2 separate regions of the Homo sapiens genome follow, and region 1 is linked to region 2. A link is an interaction called in ENCODE POLR2A ChIA-PET data of the cell type or tissue named here. Cell type or tissue: MCF 10A. All regions are shown on one strand.

Evidence for each region. ChIA-PET counts read pairs that join two places held together with the same protein. Peaks named below come from ENCODE experiments on the same cell type or tissue, not always from the same donor. Only the 100,000 strongest peaks of a DNase experiment are listed, where the experiment ranks them.
Region 1: POLR2A ChIA-PET joins it to region 2 with 5 read pairs; 3 of 35 experiments call an interaction of 5 or more read pairs at or near these places.

The regions. Positions count from the first base shown.
Region 1 is chr1:200,161,869-200,164,368 of GRCh38, forward strand. The region is part of intron 7 of NR5A2 (nuclear receptor subfamily 5 group A member 2); the gene reads left to right. Among named protein-coding and RNA genes, the nearest start is that of NR5A2, 140 kb to the left of the region's middle. In MCF 10A, no CTCF peak of the experiment used is centred here; no DNase peak of the experiment used is centred here.
Region 2 is chr1:200,482,388-200,484,887 of GRCh38, forward strand. It overlaps LOC124900414 (a long non-coding RNA gene), which reads right to left and starts at 1,119. Exons shown (of 3, transcript XR_007066784.1): 1 at 715-1,119. In MCF 10A, no CTCF peak of the experiment used is centred here; a DNase peak (open chromatin) is centred at 1,264.

The sequences.
Region 1 (2,500 bases), 320 kb before region 2:
ATTGGTTGTCTTTTATGTGTGTGGTGCTATACCTGTGTGGTGTAGGAAATAAGAAACATAAGTCAGAATCTCTGCCTTCTGAGAGAATGCAATCTAGCAGGAGAGGCAAGGCATAAACCAGTAACCGGAGAATCCAGAAAAGCTTGCCTGGGAAGATGCAATTGCAAATATGTGGAAGATGTTCCACAGACAAGCAAGCAAGAAGACTGGCGTGTGAAACAAAACGGATTCTCTTATTCGACAAATGTGAACTGAGCTCCTCCTTTGTCCAGACATTATGCTAGGCCTGGGAAAGGTTATAATTAACAAGAGAGACATATCCCTGTCCTCATAATTGACAGTGAAATTACCATGTAATACCCAATGCCCTGCATGATGGGCAAATAGAGTGTGCTGTAGACTCACAGCAGAGAGGACTTCAAGGAGGCTTCCTGGACGTAATGATATCTGCGCTGAGGCCCAGGAGATTGGTCAAAATTATCCAAATAAAGGTTAGGGGAAGAAAGTTCCAGGTACTGGCCAGGCACATTCAAGAAACTGAAAGAAGTTGGTGGGTGGGGTGAAATAAAACGGGATAGATAAACAGGCCAGATAAATGTGTTTAATCTTTAACCCAGGGTAGTGGGGTGCCATTGAATGATTTTAAGCAGAGGGAACTAGAGGACATAATTGGATTCACATTTAAAGTTATCACTCATGCTGTTGTGAGGAAAATGCATTTGGAGGCGGGGACAATATTGGAGGAATCAGTTATAAGGAACAGAGGCGAGTTACGGTTGCAGCAATGGAGAATAAAGGACAGATTCAAGACGCAATTAGAAAGCAGAGGCAGCAACTCGGTGATGGCTGGATTGGAAAAGAAGAGGAGAGGGAGGAGTCATGAATGAATCTGGGTCTCAGGCTTGAAATCCCAGGTAGATATTGGGTAACGGGATGGATTCTTAGTCCAATCATTGGTATAAGAAAAGCAGGAGAAGGAGCAGGTTTAGAAAGCCAGACAGATTGAGCTACATTTTAGACACTGAGTTTGAGATGTCCCCTGGCTATCAGGTAGAGACATCTAGTAAATAGTAAACAGTCATATGTACAGAACCAAATAAAGTTATATGCTGCAGTCTTCCACATGGGTCACTGAGTGAGCTGGTGAAAGCATTGAACACACTGAAATAAAATGTTCAACACATGGAAAAGTCCAAAGGATTTGAGAAAAACAAGCAGGCTTGGCACTACAAGCCAAAGCACCCAGCCAAAAAGTCCTCTTTGAATCCATTTCCCAAGAAAGTACAATCTATAATGGAGTTTGTGCTTTTCACTTGCTGTTATAAAACAATTCTACACAAAATAAAAATAAAGTTGGCCATGAATTTGATATGGAAGAATAGCAGCATGTCAAAGGCAAAAAAAAAAAAAAAGAAGAAGAAAGAAAAGAAAAAAAGAAAAATGTTGGTTTAGGGCAAGAATTTAAACAAAAAAGCTTATTCTCATATTTCCTGAGGATCTCCTCTGTGCTGAGCACTGGCCAGGCACTAGGAATACAGCTGCACATAAGACCAAGTCTCTGCCTACACGGCTTTCATTCTAGCATTCTAGTGGGGGTGACGGGCAATTTTGTTTATTGTTTTTTTTTTTTTGAGACAAGATCTCACTCTGTTTCCCAGGCTGGAGTGCAGTGGCACTATCTTGCTTCACTGCAGCCCCAACTTCCTGGGATCAAGTGATTCTCCCACCTCAGCCTCCCAAGTAGCTGAGACTATAGGCGCAGACCATCACACTCACTAATTTTTGTATTTTTGTAGAGACAGGGTTTCTCCATGTTGGCCAGGCTGGTCTTGAACTCCTGGGGTCAAGAGATCCTCCAGCCTTGGCCTGCCAAAGTGCTGGGATTACAAGCGTGAGCCACTGCACCCAGCTTGGCAGTTTTTAAAATTAGACAAATGTATGCATAATGTAAGGTCAGTCATGAACAAGCAATAATAAGAACACATCATTTAGGGATATAAGAAAACAGGTGATATTGTTTGGATCCTTGTCCCTGCCCAAATCTCATGTCGAACTGTAATCCCCAATGCTGGAGGTGGGGCCTGGTAGGATGTCTTTGGATCATGGGGTCATGATCCAAAACACCAGGTCCCTCAGGGCCTGGTGTTGTCTTGGTGATAGTGAGTTCTTGCCAGATCTGGTAATTTAGAAATGTGTATCACCTCCCTACACATACTCTCTCTCTCTGGCTCCTGCCTTCACCATGTGATGTGCCTGCCCCACCCTCACCCGCCACCATGATTTTAATCTTCTTGAGACCTCCCCAGAAGCTGAGCAGATGCCAACACCATGCTTCCTGTAAAGCCTGCAGGTTCATGAGCCAATTAAACCTCTTTTCTTTATAAATTACCCAGTCTTAGGTATTTCTTTATAGCAGTGCAAGAACGGCCTAGTGGAAATACAGAATTCTGGATTATGATCACCTCTGGGGCATCAGGAATTCGTTCTTGGGAGGAACACA
Region 2 (2,500 bases):
GTTTCACTCTTGTCGCCCAGATTGGAATGCAGGGGCACGATCTCAGCTCACCACAACCTTCGCCTCCCAGGTTCAAGCGATTCTCCTGCCTCAGCCTCCCGAGTAGCTGGGATTACAGGCATGTGCCACTACGTCTGGCTAATTTTGTATTAGTAGAGATGGGGTTTCTCCATGTTGGTCAGGCTGGTGTCGAACTCCCGACCTCAGGTGATCCGCCCACCTCGGCCTCCCAAAAGTGCTGGGATTACAGGCACGAGCCACCGCGCACGGCCTTTTTTTTTTTTTTTTTTTTTTTTTTTTTTTTTTTTTTTGAGTTGGAGTTTCGATCTTGTTGCCCAGGCTGAAGTGCAATGGCGCGATCTCAGCTAACGGCAGCCTCCGCCTCCTGGGTTCAAGCAATTATCCAGCCTCAGCTTCCCGAGCAGCTAGGATTACAGGCACCTGCCACCACACCCAGCTAAAAAAAATTTTTTTAAGAGACGTGGTCTCGCTATGTTGCCCAGGTTGGTCTCAAACTCCTAGGCTCAAGCGATCCGCCCACCTCAGCCTCCAAAGTGCTGGGATTACAGCCATGAGCCACCGCGCCCAGCCTCTGTTTGTAGATATTTTAATTAGAGAAAAATATAAAATTTCAAGCCCATCAACCAGTTCTGCTCTATAATAATCAAAAACTATCTTTGCAATAAAAAAAGTTATAAAAAAAAAAGTACTTACCCCTAGAATCACTCTCAAATGTAAGATCAGGGAACTCCCTCTAGACTCAAGGGTGCCTGAGAGGCCACGTGGTTTTTAGACTCTCCTGGTTCAGCTTCACCACCTGATGCTCTTCCCTTCCACCTAGAGCTTTTCGCAGCCCACAAAAGATGTGCTCCATGATTCCAAAACAGAAAGGCTTCTGGTTAGGAGAGAACACTAAGGCAGCAAAGTAAGCCCTCAATCAAAATCCCTCATTCACTAGCACTCTTTAGAAGTAGAAATCATTGGGACGCCCAAATGCTTCTGAAAAAGTTCTGTGGTGCATCCAAAGATCATCCCAGTAGTTTGTTTGCCTTAAAAGTATTTGTTAAAACATAAAAACTGTATGTCTACGTAAGTGATTTTCAATCCTAGCTGCATATTAAAAATCCCTGAAGAGCCTTTAGAATAGGCCAGCCTTCAGGCTCCACCCCATTCCAAGTCCATCAGAATCTCTGGCATGAGGTCCTGGCATCGGTAGTATTTAAAAGCTCCCAGGTGATTCTTATGTGCGTCAGGGTGGAGGGGCACTGCTGTATGTGAAGTGAGTCATTTTCCTATCTGCCCTTCACCGCAGGACATGAGTAATCCTGTGAACCAGCCACAGCTGATGACAGTGTTCAGCATTCTACATGGAGCTCAAATCCCCCAACCCCTCCTTTTAAGCGCTTGAAAGAATTGCTCAGAAAACTTATACTACAAATATATTTTAAAATTTAGGGCTTAGGAGTGGACTGCCCCCAGTAGCTCAACGTTTTATTACTCCTGCCTTAGTCACCCATTTCTTCTTTCTCTCTGCCTTGCTCTTTCTCTTCTCCTCCCCCTGCTGTCCCTCCCACTCTCTTCCATCAACCTGCCCTTAGCACTGTAGGCAGGCTGCCCACCTGGAGGCTCCAGGCTGCAGAGATCAGCCCTTAGGAGAAGGTCTGGATAAAAAGTGGAACTTGTGGAAAGGGCATATCATTTATAAAATTTCTTGCTTTACTGCAAAAATGTGTGCTTCACTGCTTTGGAAAACAGTCTGGCAGTTCTTCAAAAGGTAAAACATGGAGCCAGGCATGGTGGCTTACGCCTACGATCCCAGCACTTTGGAAGGCTGAGGCAAGGGATTGCTTGGGAGTTGGGAGTTGCAGTGAGCTATGAGTTTGGGTGCAGTGGGTACAACGTATGCCTGCTCGGGGAACAGGTGCACTAAAACATCAGAAATCATCGCTAAAGAACATACCCACACAACAAAAAAATCACCTGCTCCCCAAAAACAATTGAAAACATAAAATAAAAAATATAGCAACCCAATAGGTATACTCCACTGATTGTTTGTAGATATTTTGTTTTTGTTTTTGTTTTTGTTTTTTTGAGATGGAGTCTCCCTCTGTCATCCAGGCTGGAGTGCAGTGGCATGATCTCGGCTCACTGCAACCTCTGCCTCCCAGGTTCAAGCGATTCTCCTGCCTCAGACTCCAGAATAGTTGGGACTACAGGCACGTGCCAACACGCCCGGCTAATTTTGTATTTTTAATAGAGACAGGGTTTCACCGTATTGGCCAAGCTGGTCTCAAAGTCCTAACCTCAAGTGATCCATCCACCTCTGCCTCCCAGGGCACCCAGCCTCTTTTTTTTGTTTGTTTGTTTTTTTAGAAACGTGGTCTGTCTATGTTGCCCAGGGTAGGTCTCCAAGTCCTGGGCTGAAGCAATCTGCCCACCTCCACCTCCCAAAGTGCTGGAATTAGGGAGGGAGTTTGAGGTTGCAGTGAGCTATGATTAC